Linked DNA regions of Mus musculus: all the other regions are linked to region 1. A link is a contact called in ENCODE Hi-C or POLR2A ChIA-PET data. All regions are on one chromosome and are shown on one strand. The core of a region is the stretch at or near the end of the contact, and the rest is flanking DNA. Distances in the headings are between cores, read along the strand shown. Region 1 holds the start of Niban3 (niban apoptosis regulator 3). Region 2 holds the start of Tmem221 (transmembrane protein 221). Region 3 overlaps Unc13a (unc-13 homolog A).

What was found. A loop is a pair of places that touch in the nucleus more often than their neighbours do. ChIA-PET counts read pairs that join two places held with the same protein, here RNA polymerase II (POLR2A).
Region 2: a map of gastrocnemius shows a loop between it and region 1 (8-fold over the local background). The contact joins the promoter of Tmem221 here to the promoter of Niban3 in region 1. A Hi-C loop is called at or near these places in 23 of 37 maps with a recorded cell type or tissue (Patski, T-helper 1 cell, T-helper 17 cell and 8 more). POLR2A ChIA-PET finds 5 or more read pairs at or near these places in 4 of 5 experiments (Patski and embryonic stem cell).
Region 3: a map of heart shows a loop between it and region 1 (1.8-fold over the local background). The contact joins the enhancer-like site here to the promoter of Niban3 in region 1. A Hi-C loop is called at or near these places in 5 of 37 maps with a recorded cell type or tissue (gastrocnemius, heart and v-Abl transformed pro-B cells). POLR2A ChIA-PET finds 5 or more read pairs at or near these places in 4 of 5 experiments (Patski and embryonic stem cell).

The regions. Positions count from the first base shown.
Region 1 is chr8:71,596,166-71,599,765 of GRCm38, forward strand. Niban3 (niban apoptosis regulator 3) reads left to right here and starts at 1,543. Exons shown (of 15, transcript NM_001384129.1): 1 at 1,543-1,658; 2 at 2,913-3,043. The coding sequence starts at 1,604. It overlaps Pgls (6-phosphogluconolactonase), which reads left to right. Exons shown (of 5, transcript NM_025396.3): 5 at 1-102. The coding sequence ends at 26.
Region 2 is chr8:71,557,209-71,560,808 of GRCm38, forward strand. It overlaps Tmem221 (transmembrane protein 221), which reads right to left and starts at 1,663. Exons shown (of 4, transcript NM_001100462.1): 1 at 1,282-1,663; 2 at 612-697. The coding sequence starts at 1,601. It overlaps Nxnl1 (nucleoredoxin-like 1), which reads right to left. Exons shown (of 2, transcript NM_145598.2): 2 at 3,347-3,600.
Region 3 is chr8:71,632,774-71,636,373 of GRCm38, forward strand. It overlaps Unc13a (unc-13 homolog A), which reads right to left. Exons shown (of 44, transcript NM_001029873.2): 39 at 2,397-2,453; 40 at 2,116-2,196; 41 at 1,744-1,891. Among named protein-coding and RNA genes, the nearest start is that of Mir6769b, 3.5 kb to the left of the region's middle. Within about 2 kb of position 1,563, at least 1 of the 3 ENCODE cell types and tissues checked has a DNase peak (open chromatin) inside an H3K27ac peak, as active enhancers do; it is heart, where a contact is called at or near this core.

The sequences.
Region 1 (3,600 bases), core at 293-2,792:
CCTTCGAGAAGCATTCCACATTGTAGGGGGTGCGCCATGCACGCCGTGGGCACTTCGGGTGTTGTGGGAGCGGACTAGCTGCGGATTAAACAGCTTTGCTGGAACTATTGTTTCTGTGGTTCTTGTTGGGGGAGGGACAACAGAGCAGAGCATACACACGGATCAGAGAAGCGTGGCCTGGACTTCTGGCCCGGCAGTGTATGCTCTGTTCCAAGTCTGGCCACATTCTCTGCTCCAAGGGTCAGAACTAACTCACAGGTACCAGGCTCCTTGCGGTCCCGAGTGACTGCTTGTGTTCTAGCCATGGTGAAGAGAAGGGTTCACCTGGGGCCTCAGCCAGAGCCTTCATGGCCCCCTGAGGATGCACTGTCTCCTGCAAGCTTGTTCGGAGCCTTGAGCAGGGTGAGCTACCTGATAAGGTTCTCCTGATGTTGTCACAGGGCCCCCTACCGATGGGAGAAGTGTCTGGGGTGACTCTTGGGATGCTTTCTCCCTTAGACAGTTTTTTCTCTTGCCGCTTATAAAGACTGGGATGTGGGTCCAGAGACTGGAGTATAAGCAGCCAGCTTGGAGCATGAAGTGGGTCGGTGCATCATTGTCCTGACCCTGCCAGTTCCAAGGACCTAGTTGGAGAGGCTGGTGGGCTTGTCTGAGGGAACATCCCCTCACCAAGGTAATGCAAGCCAGGCAGGAGGTAGGAATTGAAGCCTCCCAGAACCGACTTGGCAGGTAGGCCAGAAGGGCGGGGCCAGAACCACAAATGTGAACTTTCTTTAGATGTCTGGTCCCTGAGGGCTCCTCAGCTGTGGCAAAGAGGAAGTAGGATAGGCTGGGGCAGAAGCCAGCAAAAGACACAGTGGAAAATCCTGGGGACTTCTACAAGAGCAGGTGCCACCCACGCACCAGCCAAGCAGAGGCTGAGACACCCTGAGAAAGGAAAGGGACATAGGCATGAGGACCCCATGTGAGCGCTGTGTCCCTTTCTCAAGGGGGAATTTACTGCTTTGCCATTGATGCATAGGACCTGCCTCATGCTTCAAGGTGGCCACTTACACTCCAGCCATCACATTCCAGCCTCTGGAAAGGGAAAAGAAAAGGAAGGTGCCTACATGTAAGGAAGCAGGCTACATGGGGATGGGTGTGTGTGTGTGTGTGTGTGTGTGTGTGTGTGTGGTGTCCCTCCATACTGATAACCTACTCCTTGCTCATTCATTTGTTCAGTCAGCAACCCATTCCTTTGGCTTTCAGAGATAGGACTTCATGTAGCCCAGGCTGGCCTCCATGGCCTAAACTCCCCATCCCCCTGCCTCTGCTTTCTGAGTGCTGGGATGGCAGAGATGTGCCCCACCCATCCATCTGTGCCAGGGCGTTGTTTTTTTTCTCACACTCCCTGGGTCTCCCCTGGGGCTGTCCCCACTACCCCTGACAGAAACCACCAGTCTTGGTCCAGCCTGTCCCTTGAGGCCAGGAGGAGGCAGGTGCAGACAGGAGGGGTGGAGAGTGGTACCAGATGGCCATATGTACCCTCCTGGCACTTGGGCCACTCAGCTGCCATCCAGTATCCTGAGCAGAGGGACCCAGGACAGCTCTGTATGGTGGCAGGATGGGGGCACAGCCTTCCTGCCCCCTGGGTAGACGGCAGCGGCAGCAGCTTCAGGGTAAGCAGACAGGTCAGGGTCAAGTCATGCTGCCATTGCATGCGAGGCCAATGCTGGCATGTGCTCCTGGTGCCAATACAGGGTTCATTATTTTAACTGTCTCTGGTCTTGTCAGGGGTGGGCTTGTGTTGGAAGATTTCAGATTTTTTTGTTCAGTTTTTCGAGACAGGGTTTTTCTGCGTAGCCATGGCTGTCCTGGAGCTCACTCTGTAGACCAGGCTGGCCTCGAACTCAGAGAGATCAAAGGCACACTCCATCCTGCCTGGCTCTGGAGGGCTCCAGATTTAAATGAAATCCAAGTAGCTGGATACAGTGTTACACACCTGCCATCCGAGCACTTGGGAGGCACAGGCAGGCAGATCTCTGGGAGTTTGAGGCCAGACTGGCCTAAAGAGTGAGTTCCAAGACAGCCTGGGCTATATGCAACTCTGTCTCAAGACAAAACAAAGTGAAATGTGAAGTTTTTGATTTGTTAGTGGAAGCTAGGGCCCCACTGAGGTTGGGGGTAAGGGCACGGTCAGGTGGTCTCTGAGGCTGGGAAGTCTGTCTGCATGGACACTGGGACTTGACTAAGGCTTAGCCAAGGCCAGGCTGAGCTTCAGCTCCCTGTCCTGTCCCACACCTTGACCTGGGAGAGTGTCTAGACCAGCAGGACTTGGTGGATGTCCCCAAGGGAGGTGGCTAGACCAGGCTGGAGGAGGGTGTGTGGTTACAGTGAGTATGAGAACAGCATTTGGGGAGGGGAACAGCCCATGCAAAACCCTGCATGTGCTGCTGAGTAATCTCTCCAAGTCCCAGGATTGACCACCACTTGTATTTGCTGTGTGCCACTGGGTGAATAAATTGCCCTCTCTGGGCCTCATTCTCCTGAGATGCAGCAACATATTTGGTTTTTTGGTTTTGTTTTTTTGAGACAGGGTTTCTTTGTATAGCTCTGGCTGTCCTGAAACTCACTTTGTAGACCAGACTGGCCTCGAACTCAGAAATCCACCTGCCTCTGCCTCCCGAGTGCTGGGATTAAAGGTGTGCGCCACCACGCCCGGCTTGCAGCAACATATTTGGAAGAAAGGCTTTTGTGTGTGTACATGTGCTTGCCAGTGATTAACATCAGCTGTCCTAAGACTGCTTTCCACCTTATTCACTGAGGCATGGTCTATGCTGGCACTCACCAGTTCTGGCTACTCCAGTGAGCCAGCTGGTCCTGGGATGACAGGCAGGTGTCCTGGTCCCATTGCTGATCCTTTCTCACTACAGGTCAGGTGAATGGCATGCTGAGGACCTTCCTGCCCTGTTACCGTAGGCAGCTGGCTGCAGCTGTGCTCAGACACATTTCCCAGGAGCTGGGACCCCAGGACCCAGCCGGATGCCAGCTGTCCCACACCAAAGTGAGTACCACCAAGGATGAGGCTACCTGCCAGGCACCCAGCTGTAGTTGTCTCTCTTGCATTCTCAGTGGTGCTGACATGAGACTGTGGGTGTGGGGCTGGGGAGGGCTGACCACAGGACCTTTGCACAGGTGGACCGGGACGCTCTGGAGGTGGAGGCAGGCTGAGGAGGCTTGGGGAAGTGAATTCCCTGCAGGGGCACAGCATGTGCAAAAGTCCTGAGGTTGGCAAAGACAGGTTAGATGTGAGCAGGGCCCCAGCTGTGCATGTGCTTGCTCCATCTGTTGCAGCCACCATGTCAGGGACACACTCTTCATAAGACCCCATGTCTTTTGTCCCCTTATCCCTCTGACTCTTGGCAGCTCAGAGGTTGTTACTCAGATCTAACAGCCTAGAGCTGGAGCTACTAATAGGGCCCAGGGCCTCCATCTGCCTCCTATCTTGGGAGAGTCTTTGATGAGGAAATTCAGGACCAGAGAGGTAGAGTGAGCACCTGAAGGCCACATGGCACTGATACAACTGGAACCTGGGATTTCCCACTGGCTCCTTTCCCTCTT
Region 2 (3,600 bases), core at 413-2,912, 39 kb before region 1:
GAGCTCAGAGTCATCCTTGACCACATAGTGTTTGAAACCAGTCTCGGATACATGAGACCCTGTCTAAAAAAGCAAATAACCAAAAGCAAAAATCAAAACAAGACGGCTTGGGGGCTGGGATGTGGCTCTCAGAGGTTAAATGCACTGGCTGCTCTTGCAGAGGACATGGGATCGGGTCCCAGCACCTCATGATTCTGAACTGTCTGCTGCTGCAGTTTCCAAGGAATCTGTAGTCTCTGACCTCTGTAGGCACTGCACACACAGACACCACACACACCTCTCCTCCCAAGGTTTGGGAGATGAAAGCAAGATCAGACGTTCAATGTCAGCCTTGGCTACAAGGCAACTCCCAGGCCAGTTGGGCCTACAAGATAAGTAGTAATAATGATACATAATGAGCATTAACAGAGAACCCTCTGTTCACTCTAAGCACCAACTCTTGTATATATAATGATCTACTCACCACTCTTCAATTATGGGGAAACTAAAGCACAGAGTAAGAGAAACATATCCAAGAGAAAGTGTTGGGGCAACTGCCTGAACTCAGGCTACTGGTCCAGAGATCTGTGTGCACCCTGCCCCAGGTCCCTTGTCCCCCCATCACACACTACCTGCTAAGTAGACGGAGACCCCACAGCAGAACAGGCCAAGCGCTGAGTGCCTGAGGAGGCGGCAGTCATACAGAAACCAGTCCGACCTGGGGTGGGGGTGGGGGGGCAGGAAGGGGGACAGTGACCCAGTGACACCAGAAACCAAAGTTTAGAGTCTCAGCCCTCCACCTGCCTACCTACCTAGCCAGTCATCCAGCTGTAACATCACCGCATGTACCCCTACCCCCATCTATCCACGCACCCACCACTCATTTGCTTGAATCTACCAATTTCCAACCAGCACCAGACTTCCTTACACAGTGGAGGGTCAAAGTTGGGACAAGGGTGTGGTTGACTCAACGAGAGCATCTCATCGCATCCCCACTGTTCCAAGTAGAGTCCCTACACCTGCACCACCGAGCTCAGAGTCTTGAGCAGGTGACCAGGCTGCGGCTTGCTGCGTATCCACAACTGTCAGTCCCGCCCTTCCTGAACCCCGCTTCAGAGAGGAAAGCCTCGAGGTTGGGGTGCAGCTCCGATGACTGACATGTGTCCCCCGCCCCCATACACGGGAAGCACCAGCGCAGGAAGAAGGGGGCGCGCTGAGGCCCTGTTAGTATCACCCCGAGAAACCGGTGTGCTCTCGGAGTCTCAGTTTCCCTCTCTGTAGGTAGAGGCGGTGGTATCCTACCTGCCCGGCCCCGGCCCGCGTGCCAACTCGGCGCCCAGGTGACCACAGAGCGCGGCGAGCAGCAAGCAGCTAAGCCCGAGGACCTGTGCCAGCGCGGCCAGCGCGGTCGCCAGCGGCAGCAATGCCCCAGCCGCAGCTTCAGGTAGCCCGGCATCGGGGTCCAGCTCCGGGTGCAGCCCGTCGGTGCGTACGCGCCGAAGCTCCGCGCGCCCTGCCTGGAGCTGGAACAGCAGCTGCGCAGCCAGCGCGACCAGCACCGCGGCCGGGATGCCCAGTAGGGTCATCGCGGCCAGTACCCGACCTCCGTAGGAACGGCCCATGGCGCGGGCCTTGGATGGAGGGAGGCGGCAGTAGGCGTTCGGGAGTCCTGGGGTATGGACGCCACCGGGGCTCGAGTGCTGGTACCAGATAGGTCGTGGAAAATGAGCAAAAACTTGGGAGAAAGTGTTCTTTTACTGCGCGTCGGCCGAGGGCGCCTCCCCCGGGTGTGCTGGGGAAGGAGGAACTGGGGTTTTGTGGGGTTGGTCTGGGAGGGGCCATGCTAGGAGATCCCGAGGGGGCTCCACCCCTGTAGAGGGGTGGAGCCTAGCCCCTAGGTGAACCGGGAGACGAGGGGCGGGGTTGAACAAGCAAAATTTAAGAGGGGCGTGGTCTATGTGATGAGTGGGAAGGGGCGTGGCTAAGGCGGAGCTTAAGAAGGCTCCTGAAGGGCGGACTTAAGAGGACGGGCCTCAGGGACATCCCAACATCGGGGTCTGAGTCCTGTGGACGATGATGGGTGGGGTCCCCAGGGTGAAGGGACCAGAAAGGGAGTCTTGCAAGGCAGAGGTAGGAGGGCTCTAGTTCTGACAGGTGTTGGGGAGGAGAGGTGGGGTTTGGTTGAGCGGAGAACGCAGGTGGGTTGTGGTCTTGGGTCGGGGCCTGGAAATAGACTTGTCTGGGAGGGGGCGTGAATTGCCCCGCCGTTTGGATGGGTGGGGCGGTGTTTGGAGAGTCGGAGAAGTAGGCAGAGCCCAGGAGATAGAGGCGGGCAAACTGTGAGTACGGGGAAGTGGGGCCCAACTTGGTCTCCATAGCTAGTTCTAGGCCAGTCAGGGCTACCTATAGAGACTCTGTCTTTAAAAAAAAAAAAAAATTGTGGGAGGGCAACCGAGGAGATGTCAGGAGATGAAGCTCTGAGTCTTGCTTGGACTCAGGCAGGGTCACAAAGCCCAAGGATGGAGATCTTGATTCACAGAGTGCCTGACCCTGGAAACTGCACCTATGGCATAGACAGGCATTTTCCTGTCGCCCTGAGGACCAAGCTTCTAGTAGCTGTTTATTAAAATATCACCATCATCATCATCATTTGTTTTAGGTGTATGAGTGTGTTGCCTACATGTATGTATGTCTGTGCATGTCAGGTATCTGTGGAAGTCATAGGAGGGCTTCTAGGCTCCTGGAACTGGAGTTACAGATGGTTACTAGCCACTGTGTGGATGCTGAGAACTGAAACTCTACCCTTTGCAAGAGCAGAAATGCTGGTGCTCTTATCCACTGAGCCATCTTCTCAATGTGTATATATCTGAACAAATCAGGCACAATAACACAGGCCTGCCGTCACTGTCATCAATTCAGAGGGTGAGGCAATGGGAATGTGGACACTTGGAAGAAAGTAGGGACTACAAGACACTGTCTTTAGAAGTAAACAGAGGGGCTGGAGAGATGACTCGGTGGTCTGTTCCCAGAATCCTTATCAGGTGGTTTGCAACTGCTTGCAACTCCAGGGCCAGGGGATTCCACACCCTCTTCCTGCTTCTGGCCTCACCCTCACTCAGATATGCATATGCTGCTGAAAATATAATCAAAATAAAAATTAGGCTGGGTGGTGGTGATGCACCTCTTTAATCCCAGCACTTGGGAGGCAGAGGCAGGTGGATTTCTGAGTTCGAGGCCAACCTGGTCTACAGAGTGAGTTCCAGAACAGCCAGGGCTACACAGAGAAACCCTGTCTCGAAAAAACAAACGAACAAACAAACAAACAAAACAAAAAACAACAAAAAAGATCACTTTTAACAAATTGGAATGAAACTTACAATAGAGTATCCAGTTTTTACTCGCTGTTTTGTGTTTGTTTTTAAAGCACATTTACAGAGCAACCCTGCCTATATCTATCTAGTTTGGAAGCATTCTATCTCTTTAAGAGAGTCCCTCCTATCAATCATGCTCCACTGTCCTCAAGGCCCTGGCAGCTCCATTTGTGGCTGTCCCTGTTGGGGACACTTCCTGCCAAGTGAAGTGTTTTGTGTCTGGCTGCTGCCACTCAATCTCTGGTATGGT
Region 3 (3,600 bases), core at 313-2,812, 37 kb after region 1:
GGGTTGTGTAAAAGGTCAGATCAAGGCCCAGGCTAGTAAGAAGTGAGGAGGGGGCGGTGCCAGCCCCCACCCCAGGTTTGCTGGCTCCACCAGGAAGGGGCTGTCACACACTCCACCCTCCCACCATAACCAGAGTCTCTTGTAGGGGAAGGAGGCTGCCTTGACCCTCAACCACAGGAAACCTCAGGTGCCTGTGGGAAGACTGGACAGGATGCAAGTTCTTTTTGGATGGGGGCGGGTATTTGACTAAGATTGGTGGGAACATGTGATCCCCCTATCACTGCTTCCCAAGTACAGGGACCACAGGCCTGTGCCATCAGGCACACCTGGAAATGTCCATCTTGACTATCCCTGTTTTCCAGGGGACAGAACAGTCAGGGAGGAGGCTGGCTGCAGAATGGCTGACTTAGGATCTGAGCACACTTCATTGTTTAGTTTTCTTGTGCTTTTCTGGGAATGGAAGCCGCAGGCCCAGCCTGGGATGCGTGTGTCTTGGGAGAAAGGGATGGGGACTCCTTCCCTGGGTGGAGCCAGCAAGCCGCCCTTCCCCATGTGCGAGGACATGGCGCCCCCGTGCGGGAAGGCCGGGGTCTTACTAGCCGGGCAGGGGGAAGGGCGCAGGCACCGGGCACCGCGTGCGGGTGGCGGGCGGCGCAGGCACGTACCCATCTCAGGACAAACGTCTTCACTAAGGGTAAACCTAGTCCCTTTTCCACCATGGACTGACCAGGATGGACAGGGAGGGAGGAGGAGAGGAGGGAGGAGTGTACGTGGCGGGGGGGGGGGCGGGGGGGGGAGGCGCAGAAAGGGGGCAGCGAGTGACAGGAAGAACAAGAGAGCAAGAGAGAGAGCAAGAGAGAATGAGAGAGTGAGAGAGAGAGAGAAAGAGAGAGAGAGAAGGGGAGAGAGAAAGAAACGTCAGTGCAGACGGACGGACAGACAGACAGCCTCCCACTCCGGGAACACTAGGGACACCAAAAGCAACAAGAACAGGAGAGGAAACTGAGGCTTGGGCTCCACCCGCTGTGCGGGGTTGGGGGCCATGGATAACAACCTCCCTCGTTCCACCACAAGAACAAAGCCTGAGGTCACCAACCTCTGCCCAGATGGCACCTTTGGGGTAATTCTGAACGGGGGTCCCGAGAGAGAGAGAGAGAGAGAGAGAGAGAGATACTAGGACCTTGGACCCCTGCCCTGTGGCCTCAGCTGCTGCATGGAGAGAGCTCAGAGGGACGGGGACAGAAGCAACACAGACAGACAGAGGGATCGGGGAGACCTGAGGCCCAGCACCTCCCAGGTCCCCACAACTCCCAGGGCCAGATCCTTGAACCTCCTAGACCTGTCAATCATTCCACATCTTTGACTTAGCGCAGAGGCCCCGCCCCCAAGGAGGAAGCCACGCTTTGAATCCATGACATCAGATTTCACCTAGAGCTGTCAATTTTCTCTTATTCTAAGAGTACCATAGAAGTCCTGCCCCAGAGCGGACAACCAGGTCCCGCCCCTCAATGACAGTCACTCCGTTGCCCTGGAAGCTTTAAAATCCTGGCTTCTGGAGTCAGTGAGGTTCCCTCCAACGGCTGCCCATCACCCCTTGTTTCTTTGTCTTGAAAGAATCACCTTTGGTGCCTAGATGTCGGATGCCCCGCCCCCATGGAGTTCTGTCAGTCATTCAGGGGAGGAGCCTGCGGCTGGGCGGGGAGACTCTGGTTGGCTCGGGAAGAAAGCACCAGATTCCCTTACCCTGCGCTGACTGCGTCTGCACGAAGGTTTTGATGAGCAGGTCGGTGGCTTGCGTGTAGAGCGACAGGGCGTAGCGCAGGGACTGGAGGTCCGGGCTCTTCTCCAGGAAGGTCTTCTTGAGGCCAACGCCCCCCGCGTGGAAGTATTGCTGAGGGTGGACACAGTGAGGCTTCAGATGGCTCCCAGCACCTCTCACCCTCCCCATCTTCACCAGGCCACAGCTGCCCCAGGACCACTGTATTTACTGTATGCACAGATGGAAAGTTACTCCCTGCTCGCTACCCATATACTTTACTTTGTAAATTCCTATGCATTCCTCAAATCCCACTTTCTCATGCCCTCTCTTAAAACCCTCTGTAGCCCCTCCCTTACCTTGATGGTGTCCAGGGCCAGTTCAACAACAGCACACTGCTTCGGGGTCAAGCTCTTGGCTTCTTCCCGCACCATGTGATCCTGTGGGGATGGCAGGGAGAGGTTAGGTGGGCAAAGCTTTTACACTGTGAGCCTTTGCTTTCCATGCTGTGGATCAAGTGATCTGTATCCTTGATCCATTATACTCAAGGACATTTTAAGTGGGATTCAGGTCTGGGAGCAGGGATTTTTGCCTGTTGATCTGTTCCTAGTCTTTCTCCTGAGAGCTTCTGCCCCCTCACCTTAAGTTTGGACAGCTGGCCCAGCTCCTTGGCAGCATTGAAGATCATTTGTGTCCCCTGTGGAAAACAGCAGGTAGCTCGGGTGAGAGTGTGCGTTTTCTAAATAGTTCCCCATCCTGAGTGACCCAAACCCAACTGCCAACTTGGTTCCTGTCCAAAGGTTCAAGCAATGCTTGAGACCCATGGACAGCAGGATCAGGAGCTCCAGTGAGATCCAGGGGCACATGGCACCTTGTTGCAGGAGAAGCCCGGTTCTCTGGGAAGACTGCCCACCCTGTCATACCCACCATGACCTCACAACTGGAAGACATAAGAGAAACAGGCATGTGGCCGCCTGTCCATGTGTGGCGTGATGAGGGAGGACAGAGATGGGCTTGTTAGTGGCAATGGGTCCTGAGCCAGGCTGGGCATTCAGGGACCCACCTTGGGGGAATTTCCTTTCCCCTGGTCACCCCTGGGGGTGGTGTGGAGGACTCTTTGAGCATCAGGAAGACTCCTCACATACTGGCATCTGCATACACTTCCCCTCTCCCCAAGATGCCCACCAGATGCCAACTATGGCTATGCAGAGCCAGGCAGGTCTTGGTGAAAACTCCAGCCAGGCTATGCAGCCCTGGATAGGTGACTTAACCCCTCTGAAACTGCTACCCCTTTAGATGGTGGTCACAGCCACCCTATGGCCTTGAAAGAATGTGTAATTCCTTGATGTCTTGTTTGCTGTCTTGGTCTCATCACAGGTAATGCCTGGCAGAATGGGTCCCATCCTCAGATTCTCCACTGAACTGCAAGACCTCAGGCCTAGTCTTTTCTGGGCCTGGTATCTCCATGCTAATTAGTAACTTGTGGGAGGGAAGCTGGCTCCACCAGCTAGGATGGCCCAGGGCTATGGTTGGCCTGTTTAGCAGAGGATGTTTGGAAACACCACCTGGCTTTGAGACTTCAGGCTGTCACTCTGTGCTATTCTGTCCTGCTGGGGATGGAAACCAGGCCCTCACACACACATCAGGACAAAAGTCACAGTCTGGCCCCGTGAGTGCTCAGTGAGCGGCTTCTGCTGCACTACAGCCCTGTAGTCTTAGGGTTCCCTGAGGCTGTGAGCTGGAGTTACCAGAGCCTACCTGTCTGAGCCTCAGTTTCCCTTGTTGCACCCACCTGTGCTCCAGTGCAAAGCAGGGGGCCCTCCTGAGCACCCTCCACGCCTCCC